Linked DNA regions of Homo sapiens: region 1 is linked to region 2. A link is an interaction called in ENCODE POLR2A ChIA-PET data of the cell type or tissue named here. Cell type or tissue: PC-3. All regions are shown on one strand. Each heading gives the region's core, and the rest is flanking DNA. Links, peaks and the distances in the headings are about the cores only. Region 1 holds the start of C9 (complement C9). Region 2 overlaps OSMR (oncostatin M receptor).

Region 1 (8,320 bases), core at 1-8,000, 510 kb after region 2:
GTAGTCCCAGGACATAAATAAAACCACATCTTACAGACGAGGGAAGCGAGGTACAGAGAGGCCAAGCAACCCGCCCAAAATGACACTGTTGGTAAGTAAAGGCACCTTGACCTGAGCCTGGGAAGTCTAGCTTCAGAGGATTTTAAAAGTTATTTTGCAAATTTCAGTTAGCTATTATTCAAACAAATCGTCTCACTTCATGACTGAGGGCTCTGAACACTCTGTTTTGACCTCAACCCCCGTCAAAGGGCAAAGCACAGAGCATTCAGAGCAGGGCAACCGGGGCAAACTCAAGAGGGCATAGCAATGGGAGCCCACGAAACCAAACCAAACTCAGCCGTGCAGCTGCTGGAGCTGGGGTCCAGCTAATGGGGCTTTCCGGTCCTCCCTGAAACAGCTGAGTGTGGCCAGGACCCAGGGGGTACGCACTTCAAAGCAATCAAAGCTTCCCCACAGCCTCTCATTTTTGATCAGCAGGAGCTGCAATCTAGGAATGTGGGTTGTTTGAATTATTATTATTATTTTTTAGCTTAAGAAAGGGTCAGGTGAAGTTCAAGGGAGCTAAAGCAACTTGGAGGAACTGCCTTTCCAAATCCCTTTTGTGCCCAGATGCCCACTAAACAAAAATATTTCCTGAATGGTACAATGCTTTACAGATAATATGGAAAGAGGAGGGATGAAGGAAAGGTCTGGTCGAGCACTGGATCCAGGGCCCATGTTCATCTGTGTAGCACCTCTGGGTGCCCCCTCCTGAAAGATACAGCCCTGTGAATAACCCACTTGTTGAGTGGAGCCCAGGCTGAATGGCGGCCTCCAACTGCAGCCAAGAGGCAGGCAAATATGTACTGGAGACGGGCATCAAAGTTCAAAACAGCATTTGGGTAAACCAAGAGTCAAATGACTAATGAGGAATTGGAAGCAGGTTATGGTTATGTCTGAGCAGAGGAACAGGGCTTGGGCAGACATTTCCCCCCAGCCACACTGTTGAAGTGAGGAATATTTCAGTACTCTCCCCAGAACGGATCATCCTGTATTGAATTATACAGGTCGATGTCTACTCTGATGACTCCAGGATGGAAGGAAGGATGCCTCATGTGACCCTAACCTCCACCATTTCTAGGTACAGTGTAGCTGTTCAATAAAAACTTATTATATGGGTGATTTGTTTCCTGGATGACTTGCCATGGGCTTTGCAATTCCGATTAGGATCAGAGAAAAAGGAGAAAAAGTATCTTTGGTAGAAGCATGAGTGACAGGTCTGCATCACTGCAATTCTGGAATGGAAGAAATATGACCTAAATCCCAAATGGCCCTAAACAAAATGCATGCCTCTGAACACAACTCAGGATGTCAAGGGAAAGAAACAAAATAGTTAACCTTTGCCTAATGTGGAGGCAAAAGGGTGATGTATCCAAATGTTAAAGGTGTCAGGCATTGAAGCAGAGTGAGGGAAAGATTAATTTCCTTAATTTTAAACTTCTCAGACATCAGGCACTAATAAACCCAGGTTCATCATACACTGGTGAAAACAAGCTTTATTTTATAATTCCAGATATTTAAAGAATACCTCAATCTTAACATTTGAGTGCCTTGTTGAAAATAAATCCCCAGAAACAGCAGCACATTTCCACAGAAAACTCATAAAGATGCACCCTATGTATTTTCTTATCTCTTTTCGAAGTTTAGATTCTAGGGCTCTGTATATTGCCATGTGGATTAACATTGTCATGTACTTTGCTGCTAAGAAGACCTTGAGATGCTAATCCTACAGGAAACTTCCAGAGACAAGCAGAAAAGTAACTGACTCACCTGGTCGTGTACTGTGCTGTGAGGATGCTTATTTCTAAAATGCAGATTGCAACTGCAAAGCTCCGGCAGGCTGACATGCTGCTCTTGCTGGGTGGCTGCGAGTGGGGTGGCAGGGCAGGTCTGGTAAGGCATTTATTTGCAAAGGGCCAGAGGACAGGGAACAAGCATTGTTTGTCTGCATTCAGAGTTTTTGTCAATTTGGGTGGCCTGGGTACTGAAGTCCAACCAAAGGAGAATCATTTTGTAATTCTTGGCCTCCTGCTTTCTCATATTGACAAGTAGATATGGGGCAATGGGCCTGTGAATGCTAAAGTCCCTAAGATGGGCAGCAGTGCTGTGTGAAAATGGAAACAAAGGCCGGGCGCAGTGGCTCACGCCTGTAATCACAGCATGTTGGGAGGCTGAGGTGGGTGGATTACCTGACGTCAGGAGTTCGAGACCAGCCTGGCCAACATGGTGAAACCCCATCTCTACTAAAAATACAAAAAATTAGCCAGGCATGGTGGTGGGTGCCTGTAATCCCAGCTACTTTGGAGGCTGAGGCAGGAGAATTGCTTGAATCTGGGAGGCGGAGGTTGCGGTGAGCCGAGGTGGGGCCACTGAACTCCAGCCTGGGCAACAAGAGCAAAATTCCGGCAAAACAAAACAAAAACAAAAACAAAAACAAAAAAATAGAAACAAAAATGAAGGACCCCCAGCAGTTCTTAGTTTGCAAGACTCGAGGGGTTGGGTGGAAGATGAGGGAGTATGCAATTTTGGGGAAAAAAAAGCCTGTGGATGCTTCTCATGGAGGCATGAAGTCAAAGTTAGTAAAGAACTGCACTTAGTGGAAAGGATGGCACAGACGTAGATGCTTCATTTTTTTTTTAATCTGCAAATGGGCTAGGTAGGTTATTTCCACGTGAGCAAATGCATTTACAATCCTGGCTTTCCTTATAGGCCGAGTGGTACATTTTGAAGAATGAGATGTAAACTCCCGAAGGCATTAAGGGCGTCCACCAGAAAGAGTGGTCTCCTTATCTCAGCATCACACATGTCAACAAGATAGAATCTGAGACAGAAAAACTTGTTCCTACCCATGAAAAATAGTCTCCCCCTCACATTTCATGCTTCCCAGCACTTGTGGGAAGAGCAGTGCCTTTTTGGGAACACCAGAGAATGTGGACATCACAACTGCTCTTAAAGCACTGACTGCAAAAATAGAATGACCTGGGGACTCTTGAGAACAGTAGTGATGGCTGCCCGCTGTCTGCTCAGCTCTAAGTTAATTGACTTGTGATGAGACCCTGCATCCATGCTTTTAAAAGCTTTGCGGATCATTCTAACGTGTAGCCAGGGTTGAGACTGAGGATGACCACCTTGAGAAGAAAGACATCAGATATCTCTGGATATAGTTCTTAAAGGGACTTTATAAGTATTATTATTACTTATAGGCAAATTTCAAACATTAGCACATATAAAGACCAGCAAAGCAAGGGGTGGAGCTGAGGGAAGACAGAATATACAGCTATTTTCTCCAGTACTGCCTTACCTTTTCTACTGATATTCCTACCTGTGGTAAAAGGTATCTACTCTCACCCACTTTCTTGGCCCCTCTCCTTTTTATGCAGAGAACTTGAGGTCTTCAATGGGACTGATCTCACCTTTTCCTGAGCTTGCTGTGGAGTGTAGGCCATGCAGAACTGCCAAGTAATAAGATGATTCGAATGGATGCCACAACTCGTGTAACTATGTCATGGGATGAGTCCATGCCTGAAAGACACTTCCTGTGAGTCTTGGCTAATAACAGGTGGGCTACATTTGGAAACAGTATGAATCTGTCAAATATGCTGTAGCAGGGCAGGTGCAGTGGCGCACGCCTATAATCCCAGCACTTTGGGAGGCAGAGGTGGGTGGATCACTTGAGGCCAGGAGTTTGAGACCAGCCTGGCCAACATGGTGAAACTTCATCTCTACTAAAAATACAAAAATTAGGTGGGTGGGGTGGTGTGTGCCTGTAATCCCAGCTACTTGGGAGGCTGAAACATGAAAATTGCTTGATCCTGGGAGGCAAAGTTTGCAGTAAGCCAAGATGGCACCACTGCACTCCAGCCTGGACAACAGAGTGAGACTCTGTCTCACAAAAAGAAAAATGCTGTAGCAATGTTGAGGGCTCTTATGAGGCCTCTCTGGACCCTATCAAGATACTTATGGAAATAAAGACTGAAAAGCAGTCAGGATGGGATGCTTTATACTAACTAGATTTGATGCTAATTGATTAGAAGTTGTGATGATTAGACTTGATAAGTTGATGTGACTGGAGATTGTACATCACCTGTCTCTTTGGAGACTAAATCAATGGAAGGGGGATGAGGGAGTGAGGGGATATTTTTGGCTGACTAGTTTGAATAGGAGGCTTTTCTGAATTGCTCAGTTGTATTTATTTTATCACCATAGTTCAGGTTAAATATAATGTAGAAAAATAATGACAGCAGTAAAGTATACTAATAGCATATTAATTATATATTGGCAATATATATTGTATTAGTCCATTTTCACACTGCTACAAAGATACTACCTGGCTGGCACGGTGGCTCACCCCTGTAATCCCAGCCCTTTGGGAGGCCCAGGAGGGCAGATCACCTGAGGTCAGGTGTTCAAGACCAGCCTGGCCAACATGGTGAAACCCCATCTCTATAAAAATACAAAAAAATTAGCCAGGCATGGTGGCGGGTGACTCTAATCCCAGCTGCTTGGGAGGCTGAGGCAAGAGAATTGCTTGAATCTAGAGTCGGAGGTTGCAGTGAGCCGTGATTGCACCACTGTACTCTAGCCCAGGCGATAGAGTGGAACTCCGTCTCAAAAAAAAAAAAAAAGATACCACCTGAGACTGGGTAATTTACAAACAAAAGTGGTTGAATTGACTCATAGTTCTGCATGGCTAGGGATGCCTCAGGAAACTTATAATCATGGTGGAAGGTGAAAGGAAAGCAAGGCACTTCGTAAATGGCATTAGGAGAGAGCAAGAGTGAGGAAGTGCCACACTTTAAAACCATTAGCTGGCTGGGCGTGGTGGCTCACGCCTGTAATCCCAGCACTTTGGGAGGCCGAGGCTGGCGAATCATCTGAGGTCAGGAGTTCGAGACCAGCCTGGCCAACATGGTGAAACCCCCCATCTCTACTAAAAATACAAAAATTAGCTGGGCGTGGTGGCAGGCGCCTGTAATCTCAGCTACTTGGGAGGCTGAGACAGGAGAATTGCTTGAACCCAGGAGGCAGAGGTTGCAGTGAGCTGAGATCGCTCTGTCCCACTCCAGCCTGGGGGACAAGAGCGAGATTTTGTTTCAAAAACAAACAAACAAACCATTAGCTCTCATAATTCACTCACTATCACAAGAACAGTACAGGGGAAACCGTCCCCATGATCCCATCACCTCCTAGCACGTCCCTCCCTCAACATGTGGGGATTACAATTCGAGATGAGATTTGAGTGAGGACACAGAGCCAAATTATATTATATATTACATATTATAATTATATAATTATAATATATGTAATTATATATTACATATAATGCATAATTATAATATAAAATCATAAATATTATATAAATATATAAAATATATGAATAATATGCTCCACATTTTTATGCTTTTAACTCTTTCTTGTCCTTAACATCTATCATGTGTCTGAGGTGTTTTGAAATGAGGCTTATGTTTCTGTGTGTATGTCAGAGAAATAAAGCATCATCATGCATTAGACTAGAGCAGTGAAAATAGTAACATTTTCATTTGTATAACACTTAAAGGCTTCCAAATAACAAAATAAATGTTTATTGAACTTCTAATATGTGTCAGGCCATATTTATATATGCAATCTCATTTAATCCTGAAAATAATCTGTTTTACAGCTGAGGAAATGGAGACACATTGAGATTACATCATTTGTCCAGCGTCAGCCAGGGACGAGTAACTGCACATTTGTACTTGCTATGTCTGGCTCCACATCTCAGGCTTTTCCTACCTTGCTATTACTACTATTGTTATTATTTTAAGTACGTCATGTTGCTTATAGGGTACTTTACTATAAAATTCGTTACTGAGTCCTGTCAACTCCATAGAAGGTAAGCTTTTATTCTAGTCTCACAGATGAGGCTCAGAGAAATACCTGCAAGGCTACACAGAAGAGGCAGGGGTGAGATTTGAACAAACCATGTCTTTAAACTCTGATTCCAGGGTTTTCCACTCTGCTGAGGGTTTTCGCCATTCAGTTGCCCTTTGTTCCCTTCTTAGTTTCAATTTTCTTGGGAACTTTGTGATAGTGAACTAAGTTTTTTGCTTAATAATACTTTTCCCAGTTTTTAAGGCAAACATAGACATATGTACATTAAAACTTTGACCAGCAGGCAGAAACACTTAATTTTTACTGATTTGATATAAATATGTTGAGGGTCATTTCCATTTGACTCTTTTATAGTGAAGGAAACAGTTTCTTGAAAGTCCCTTAGCAGTAAGTTAAGGGATCTTAGTATCCAGGGATCTCATTAGGAATGCCTGCCCCATTCCATAGCTGTTTCTTACTGACTGTCCAAAGATCCACAGGTCTTGCAATGCCACAGTGAAATTTTAGAGCTTCCACTAAGGAGGCAGCATCAGACACACCCGAGAAGCATCCTCTACTCAATTCCAGCCCAGTCATGTTACCCTGTAACTTTTAGAGCAGCAATGATTCTGCTTTCTTGTAAGTAAGATAAAATAATGGTTGAAATCAACCAAGTGAATAAAGAATTGACAGAAAACTCCACAACCAATATCACAAGGAAAAATTAGTCATAAAGAATTTCAGAGTTGGGTTTTTTTTTCCCTTCCATTTTTAACAACCTCATCTTTCATCTCTGCAGAAGGCCAGCTTCTTTGCCACTGAGCAGCCCACACCATGGTCTTGCTGGAGACAAGCACTTGTATGATTTCAGTATGTGGTAGAGGTTTAGTAATTAAATGCAGGACACAATTCCAAGCAAGGGCAAATGAGGGGCTTGGCCACTCATCAGGTGAGATGACAAATGGCTGGCCCTTGTCCATCAGCGTTGCTGTAATTACAACATGTTAACAGAGCTGCTGCCAGTACATAGCCTTGTATATGTCCCTAGGCTGATATTGTACATATCAGCCTAGAACATGAGTTTTTATTTTTAGCAGAAGGGAATTAGTTCAAAACATACCATTTCCCAGCAATAATTATTTGTTTTATTGTTTAGCAACCTCCTCAAATCGTAATAGCTTAAATATTTACCAGGGGCTTTGGGGCAGCTCCCATCTTTTCCCAGATTTTGTATTAAACGTATTCCGGGAATATGGGTCAGAGTCCTCACTCATCAGGTTATTCCACGGTCAACCACACTCCTGGGTTAGCTACATCCTCTGTTCCTTCCCCCCTTTTCTTTTCCTTCCACCTCAGGAAAGACACAAAATTACCCTCTGTTTGGCTCTCTCTAGACACCACAGTTAATATTTTGATGGTAAAGTCTGAGATCAATTGATGAAAGGATCTCTCTACTTCAACACACAGTTTTGTAATAAAATACCATGAAAAACACTCCCTTAAGAGTTGGGGTAGAGTGCAGCTTTTTTTAAAGCATGGATGCCAGTCTTGCCTGAGTAAGACTTGCAACAGTAACAGATCCCTCCTCAAAGGGTTATGAATGGCATCAATGGAATAAAGTTATTTTGCATAAATGGTAAAGTACTTCACAGATGCAAGGTTATTTTGGGAAAGTCTATACCTTCTCCCTTTTATGTGAGAAATTTAAGGGCATGCTGGCTGTTAAAGTTCAGCTTTTAGCTTAGATATATTTGATATGTAAAGGAACTCTCTTTCCAAGATAATAGGGTTACCATGAAAAGCTGAACTTCTGGCACACAGGTGTGAATACCACTGCTTATTAAAGAAATTACAGTTGTCCCTTGGTATCTGTGGAGGATTAATTCCTGCAGATACCAAAATCTGCGGATACTCAAGTCCGTTATATAAAATGGCATATAACCTATGTACATTCTCTCATACACTTTAAATTATTTACAGATTACTTATAATAACTAATATAATATAAATGCTGTGTAAATAGTTGTTATACTGTATTGTTTTTATTTGTATTATTTTAATTGCTGCATTATTTTTATTTTATTTTCTATTCACATATTTTCCATCTGTGGCTGGTTGAATCTGCAGATGCGAAATCTGAGGTTAGGAGAGCCAACTGTATAAGGAACAGGTGTGTTTCCACTTTGCAGGGACACTTCAGTAACTGCCACTCTCTGCTTGATCAACAGTAGTTCCGACTGCACTGAAAGGAATGTCCGCCTCTTGTACACACGAGCAAGTTAACCTGTGGCAAGATCTCACAGATTAAGTCACGTGGAGATAACACACAGGCTCAACGGGTTAGACGCACGGCAGAGCACCTGGATAAGCCAGATAATTTGTGCAACATATTCTTATCAGCAGCCTTCTCTAGCTCATCTGTGGCTTACTT
Region 2 (8,342 bases), core at 274-8,273:
ATCTTTTTTCCAACTCATTTGAAATTCTGTTTTTATCATTAAATAAATTCCTGTTTGTAAAAGGGTCTGTGTCAGGATTCTATTCTGTTTCATTGATCTTTTTTTTTGTTTGTTTTTCCCTAAACCAATATTACTCTGAGTTAACTACTGTAGCTTTATAGTGTTTTTGAAAATCTTGTGGTATATATTTGTGCTTTTTAAAACAACTTTTTTTATAAATCACATACATTTTCTCTTTACAAATAGCCTGTCAAGTTTAATAAAATCCTATTTTTAATTAAGATTTTATTGAGTTTATAATTGTTAGCAATTTTTAATGCTTTAATGTCCACTTTGGTATGAGCTCCAAGCTTTAAGGAAACTGTGTCATGTGAACTTTGGTTAATGACTTATCTGATTTCAAATATTGGCTACACATCAGATTAACTGGGTCAGTTTGGATAAATTACTTGTCAACTTTCTTATCCTTAATTTCCTCCTCTGTGAATGGGAATAATAATATAATCCTTTTCTTAGCGCTGTTGTGAGGATTCAATTAATAAATGCATGTACGTCACTTAGCAAAGCACCTTGTAGAGAGTTAGTATCTTATACATGCTAGCTGGGATCTTTTTCATATTTATATCCTACTCATGGTTTTGCAGAGTGCCCTATTGGTAATAGGAACCAGTAAATATTTCCTTTATTTATTGGTAGTATCCTAAGAGACAAAAATATATCATATATTTTAAATATAGTAGTGTTTCTCAAACTTGAATGTGCATATGAATCACCTGAGGATATTATTTAAATGCAGATTCAAGAGGTCTAAGGTCTGGCCTGAGATTTTGCATTTCTGACAAGCTACCAGGTGATGTCAATACTGCTGGTCCTTTGTCCACATTTGGGTGTACAGTCTTGTACAACTATTTAAATTTATGCTGCTAGTGATAGTACTTCCTATTTGTAATGAATATGATTGAAAGCATTTTTAAATTGATTTCTTTTAAAATTACATGCTAAAGAACTAAATTATAGTTGTTTTCCTTTCTTCCTTCTTCTCTCCCTCTCTTCCTTTATTTTTGTTAAAAGAAAGAGGGTTGGTGAGATCGCTAAATAGAATACCTAGCTCTGTTCTTAGATCTAGAGTCATTGAGGCAATTAACTATCTGGATTATTTTAAACTGTTGACTTAAGATGAAGACAGTCATATAAAATATATGCAGCCTGAATATGACATTTAATGTCAACTAAAGAAAAGCACAATTGTAAGTGGCTTCTGCAAATAGAAAAATGTAAGACATAAAGAACACTTGGAAAAATGTAAGACAAAATAATTCTCAGAAAAGAGTGATTGAGGTTTCATTGTTCATGTGTAATGCCAGCTTTTGAGAAGATGTGCATCAACAGAAGTTACGCTTTCTTGTGAGTAAATTTTTCATACACCGTGGTATTTCTTGGTCACCTCTTTCTACTTTCAATCTCCCTAATGGGGGATTTTGAGCAAATTTACTTCATATATATACTTCAGTGTGTCTGTCTGTCAGCCGGGGATGGTAGTATGATTTTTCTACTCAGGACACTGGTTACTTTTTGCATTTGGAAATAGATCATTAAAGTATCTACACTCTCTCAGAACCTAAGAGGTTACATTTTCTGTACAGAAAAACACGGCATCCTCCCAGGCTGATCCAGTAGGTAAAAACTGCCAACCTTTTTCAAGTCTGTTCAATACCATGGGTTGGACTGGAAACACAAACACTGTCAACTAGTTTAATCATGTTGGGATATATGGTTTCAAGTGTGGAAATAAGGAAATTGCCACTTGCACAAGACTGAGCTTAATATGTTTAAAACATGCACACACACACGTTTTAAGGAATGCTTTATGTTGCAGAACTGTATAACTTAAAGTGAGTTATCTATAATTTCTCTTATTCTGCCCACCTCCCTCCCTCCATCTCAGCTCTAAATTTATAACTTAGTAAGTGGGTGTGTCTTTGGGGCTGGTTTGGATCCCTCAAGTAGAAGAGAGCAAGCCAGAAACACATGTGCAAGAGATTTACTGGGGGAAGGACTTGTAAGGGGAAAGGGAGTAACTGTAGGCACAGAGCCTTCAGACCCAGTGCAGGTGTGATGCCTGTGGAAGGAGATGGGGAGGAAGGAAGGTGGGAAGGAGTTGCTTCCAGCTGCAGCCATTGGGTGGGAGCAGCCTGGGGTGTGTGAATCTTCCACAGATCTGAAGGGGCAGTGTCTGAAGGCTGTCAGTCATCTACGCTCTCTTGAAGGGAGCACTGAGGGGCACAGCTGCACACTGCCACAGTTCTCTTTCAGAGATGTTCTTAGGTATATACTGTTTTGAAACTGACTTATTCACTGATGTGGTTTGGCTGTGTCCCCACCCAAATCTCATCTTGAACTGTAGCTCCCATAATTCCCTCATGTTGTGGGAGGAACCCAGTACGAGATAACGGAATCATGGGGGCAGTTTCCCCCATACTGTTCTCGTGGTAGAGAATAAGTCTCACGAGATCTGATGGTTTTATAAGGGGAAACCACTTTCACTTGGCTCTCATTCTTCTCTTGTCTGCCACCATGTGAAATGTGCCTTTCTCCTTCCACCATGACTGTGAGGCCTCCCCAACCACGTGGAACTGTGAGTCCATTAAACCTCTTTCTTTTGTAAATCACCCAGTCTCTGGTATGTCTTTATCAGCAGTGTGAAAACAAACTAATACATTCACTCAATATTTTAGAATATTTTTCCATGTCAGTGCATGGATCTAGTTCATTCTTTTTAACAGTTGCATGTTGTTCCTTTGTAGAAATGCACCATAATTATTTTTCTGTTCTTTTTGAAAGGCTCTTGGATTTTTATTTTTTCCCTCATGTACACAGTGCTATAACAGTCTTTAAACACATTTGCGTACAACATGTGCAATACTCTGTCTATCATCTGTAGGGCAAAATTTCAGCAATAGAATTACAGAATGATTTCTGGATCAAGAGAAATACACATAGAATTTTAGTAGATGTGGTCAAATGGACCTCTGTAAGGTTGTATGCTTTGATCATTAGTGAGTCACAATGCTTATTTCTGTAAACTCTTACCAATGTGAGGTATTAAGACCTTTTTAAACGTTACCAATTGGATACTACATAGACATACACAGACATACACACACACACAATTGTCTTTAATTCTTAGTGATCTTGCCAAGTTTTTTGTAGGGAAGGGTGATATTTGTATTTCCCTCTTTTCATGAATTATGTATTCATGTTTTTCTACAGAGTTGTATGCCTGTTTTTACTTATTTCTAAGAACTCTTTGTATATGAGGGATAGCTCTTTGTGATACATATTGAAACTATTGTTTTCATTTTTTTTTTTTTTTTTTTTTTTTTTTTTTGAGACGGAGTCTCACTCTTTCGCCCAAGCTGGACTGCAGTGGCGCTATCCTGGCTCACTGCAAGCTCCGCCTCTTGGGTTCATGCCATTCTCCTGCCTCAGCCTCCCGAGTAGCTGGGATTACAGGCGCCCACCACCACGCCCGGCTAATTTTTTGTATTTTTTAGTAGAGACGGGGTTTCACCGTGTTAGCCAGGATGGTCTCGATCTCCTGACCTCGTGATCCGCCCGCCTCGGCCTCCCAAAGTGCTGGGATTACAGGCGTGAGCCACCGCGCCCGGCCCTATTGTTTTCATTTAAAGCACTAAAATGTTTCAATGTTTGTTAATCAGTATAGCTATCTTTATCATTCTTCACCCTCCCCCTACATCCTTATCTTTTTTGCTTATGAGTTTTATATCATGCCTAACAGATTATAAAACTATTTACCTATGATTTAATCTAGTACTTTTAATGGTTTTATTCCTTGCATTGATATCTTTGTTCATCTGGAATTTATTTTGCTGAAGGAAATGAGGCAATAGACTTAATGATAAAATTAACATTAACTGGGTTTGCTGTATGTAGGTTCTCATAAGCCCATTTAATCCTCATGCCAATGCTATAAGGTAGGTTATTTTATTCTTCTCCTTCTACAGAAAAGGACATTGAAACCTAGAGGGGTTAAATCACTTGTCATTGGCCATATGGTTTTTAAGTACCAAAGTAGGAATTTGACCCTAAGCATTTTATGTCAGAGTCCATGGTACTTAATTATTAATATTACAGCTTCCTTTTCCCACAAGTCTGCGTGCTATTGTTCCAGTACCATTTTGGGGAATGATTTCTGTGATCTCAAAAGTGATTTAAAATATCACCTTTAGCATATGTACATATTTTTTGGATTCAGAATACCCTTGGATTCCAGTTTTTCATTTTTTTATTTGGCTTCATTTACCTTTTAGAGACTCAGCTTTAATCCTAGCTGATGTCACAAATTGCAGAAATCTTGAACTGAATGTTGCGTTTTTAAAAAATCAGTTATTCATCAGCTAATTCAATTTTATAAATCAGGATTTACCTTATAACACTGGTGGAAACACTTAACCATTATCCAGTGGACAGGTTCAAGAGGTGGGGTGTGGGGGACGGACATGAAAGGAGAAATACTCAAAGCTTCCCATGGCTGTAGCTTCTGACTGTGGAGCCTTGAGGAGGAAGGGAATTGGAGTGAACACTTGTAAGTAATCAACCCTATGCTGTAAGGCAGAGGCCTCTTCAAAGGGGCTCTCAAATATATAACTGGCAGTACTCTTAAAAAAAAAAAAAAGATAACCGAGCCTGAGAATCATGCAGAACCCGCAAGAAGTAGCATTCAACTCTTTGTACTGCTGCACAGGACTCTTTCATAAATGCATACACCCAGGCATGAGACCTCCAAGAAAGGGCTTCTTCCTTTAAAATGGCATTTGCATAAGACATCATCAGGTCACCCAGCCAGTTTTGAAGTTTGTCAACACACCCACATTCTTGGGACGTGAATGACTCTTATCACGCTGCTTCTCATGGGCATTATTTGTGGTGAGGAAACTTCCCAGGAATATTTCAGTAATGACAGAACAAGAAGTGTGGTGAGGAAGGGCAGACTGAAATCCATTTAAAAAGTTGTGTTTTATTACGCATGTGATATTTTTCTGAGGGATTTTCATAAGCATCTTTACTGAGAATGAGATTTTGCAAAGAGACAAGATTTGATTAAGAAGTTCTACAAAATCAATGGGTAATTTTTCTTTCCTTCTTTTGCCCTGCAGAGAAGGAAAGTCAATGCAAGATTTATAAATTAGGCAATATTTGACAATAGTAAAAGTAGAAAGGCCTGAACAGATATCTATTTTCATTAAAAAAAGATTGAAAGCAAAGAAGAGAGAATGTGAGAAAATTAGTACCCATTTTTATTCATTTATCAAATACTTACTGAGTAGCAACTGTCTTCTGGGACTGACAGACAATGGGGAATAAGATCCAGGCCTGCCTGCAAGTGGCTTATAGTCTAGTTGGGAATAATGGAGACCTGAAAAAGAGAGAGAAATGAAGAACAGATTTGGGGAAAGGACCAAGTAGTGGGGATGAAGTAGGAAGTATTTTTTCCCTTTCTAAATTCTGCTGCTTCACACTTCCCTGACTTCCTTTTCTCACTGGAAGTTGGAAGTAGCAGTGCTCCTCACTGACAGTAGTCGAGAGAGAAAGCCGGCCGGGTGGATGAGAGAGCTGGCTGCCTTTCTTGTGCCAGAAGCAGAGCTGCAGAGGAGACACCACCAAGGTTGTCCCGGCCAGAGCAGCAGTGAGACTGTGTCGGGGCTGCAGGGGCTGTGCAGATTGCTCACCCCCACCACACAGCCCTCACCCTTGAGGCAAGCTAGGAAAGCCTGGCCCAATCTTGGATTTTCACTTGATCTGCAGGAGGGGCCACAGTAGAGGGTGTGGAGCAGCCCAGAGCTTCGTGCGCTGACCTCCTAGCTTTTCTGTCTGTACTTCTGGTTTGGTGATGGTCTAGTCTTATGGGTTTAAGTACTATGTGTAAGCACTGAGGATGCCTGAATGTATATGCCTAGCCAGGACCACTCCCAGACCTTCAAACTGTGTATCCGGCTAGCTGCCTGACATCTTTTCTTGGAGATGAAATAAGCATCTTGAACTTAACATGTGGCAAATTGAACTATTGATACAGACCACCAGGTGTGTTACTCCCACACTCCTCTGCTCCTCCATAAACAGTAATTCCATTCTTCGAGGGGCTCTGGTCAAAACTGTTGTAGCCATCCATGATGTGTCACTTTGTCACCACCCCTGTCCTGTCAGCTCTATCTTTTAAATCATTCTCAAATTCCACCACTGCTCACTGCTTCCACGGCTGTCACCTGCTCTGAGACCCTCATCATTCTTCCCTGGACCATTGCACTAACCCCCCCAACCCCCACTGCCACCGCCACACCCCCCCACCTGTTGTCCCTCACTTCACTGTTGTCCCTCACTTCACTGTTGTCCCTTCAATCTCTCATCCTTGCAGGCTTCTGTTCAATGTAAACCAGACCACGTTACTCCTCTGCTTAAAATCTACAGTGGCTCCCATCTGGCCCAGAGCAGAAGCCCAGTTTCTTCCCATATTTTGCCTGCTCTGTTCTGCCTGTCTGCATGCCCTCTAGATGTCTTCTCTGGCTCTCACCAGCTTGCTTGTTCACTCCTCTCTAGTCACACCTGGCTCCTCCTCGTTCCCTAAATCCTCCAAGCAGCCCCCAACCTCAGGGTCTTTGCAGAGTTTTCTCCCTCACCTCTGGGCTTTTCGTTGTGTTAGTCAGGGTCCCATCCATCAGGAAACAGTTGGCACACTTGGAATAGGACAACTTGAGGAGAATTTATTTACAAGGTATAGAACTGAGGACTTCTTGGGTCTTGGAAGCAGCTAACTTGGAATCATTGGTGTCTGTGTTTTTTCATACTGCATCAGCCATGAGGAAGCCTGTTCCTATGGCATTTATCAAAGAGGCTCCACAGTGTCTCTGGAATGTTCTGCCAGGTGTTGATTCCTGTTCTGCACGTTTTGATATACTTTATTGATTTTAGCAGAAGGTTTTTGGGCAGTAGCTAGGACTCATCTTCCCTCTGTCTGTGGTCCTCAGGTGGCCTGGGGCCTGAAACACAGGGGGTGGCCTTGTCCAGTCCCACTGCTGGAAATAATAATCACTTTGCTCATGTGTAGGCAGTGACTACTGTGTCCTGCTTGCCCCTGCCCAACATGTGTGAACTGATGACAGAAGAAAACAGGGAATCTGAGCACAAAAGCTAACCTTCTAGGATTCATAGCCTGACATATGTGAGAGACAGTATAAAGGGCAGGAATTCCAGATAAGACCATCTTGTGATCTTTTATTTTTGGTTTTAGAGATAGGCTCTGACACCCAGGCTGGAATGTAGTGGTGTGATCATGGCTCACTGCACCCTTGAACTCCCAGAAACAAGGGATCCACCTGACTCAGCCTCCCTTGAAACTGGGACTAGGGGCACGTGCCACCATGCCCAGGTAATCTTAATTTTTATTTGTAGAGATGGATCTTGCTATGTTGCCCAGTCTGGTCTGGAACTCCTGGCCTCAAGTGATCCTCCAGCCTCGGCCTCCCAAAATGCTGGGATTATAAGCATGAGCCATCATGCCTGGCCCAGACAAGACTATCTTGATGATTCTCAAAGGCTCTTCTTTGGTACCCAAACCATAGAAATACATCTTTTGTAAATACTCATGTCTTTCCATTGTGTTGCTTGACAGCTTTTATTCTCTAATTTCTGCTTACCCTTAAATGGCAAGTGGCTTCTAATTTTTAGTCTTAAGTTTTTCTGCCCTATAACCTTAATTTTTTGTGACATGTAAAATACTCGATATTCTAGGAAAACATCAAAATTTTAGAAACATTTTAAGTAGTCCTTTTTAAAAAACATTTGGCAACATGCACATCATTCTCTGAATCATCTGCTTTTAAATTTATGAGATGAGATTTCCTTTCAGTGGTGAACACCTTGCATTCCTCAAATGATATGAATGTGAAGAGGATGATATACTAAGCCCACAGAATATAAGGGATATTTTAAATTTCAAAGTGAGTGTCATTTTGGAGGATTTTTCTTTGACTTCCCCTTGCTTATGACTAGAAACTATTTCCTCTAGAATTAGTTTTCCCCCGGCTTTAATATTCAGTTGTAATACAAACTCATTTGAAATTTTATTTAAAATTGACACATAATAATTATACATAATTATGGGGTACAGTTGTGATGTTTCAGTGTATGTATACATTGTATACTGATCAAAGTAATTAGCATATTCAAAACTTTACACATTTATCATTTCTTTCTGATAACATTTAAAACTCTCTCTTCTAGCTATCTTTTTATTTTTATTTTTTTCTTGAGATGGAGTCTCGCTG

Evidence for each region. Peaks named below come from ENCODE experiments on the same cell type or tissue, not always from the same donor. Only the 100,000 strongest peaks of a DNase experiment are listed, where the experiment ranks them.
Region 1: POLR2A ChIA-PET joins it to region 2 with 5 read pairs; 2 of 35 experiments call an interaction of 5 or more read pairs at or near these places.

The regions. Positions count from the first base shown.
Region 1 is chr5:39,362,579-39,370,898 of GRCh38, forward strand. C9 (complement C9) reads right to left here and starts at 1,917. Exons shown (of 11, transcript NM_001737.5): 1 at 1,810-1,917. The coding sequence starts at 1,886. In PC-3, for the core only: no CTCF peak of the experiment used is centred there; no DNase peak of the experiment used is centred there.
Region 2 is chr5:38,849,361-38,857,702 of GRCh38, forward strand. The region is part of intron 1 of OSMR (oncostatin M receptor); the gene reads left to right. Among named protein-coding and RNA genes, the nearest start is that of OSMR, 7.5 kb to the left of the region's middle. In PC-3, for the core only: no CTCF peak of the experiment used is centred there; a DNase peak (open chromatin) is centred at 4,891; H3K4me3 peaks cover 358 bases; H3K27ac peaks cover 1,837 bases.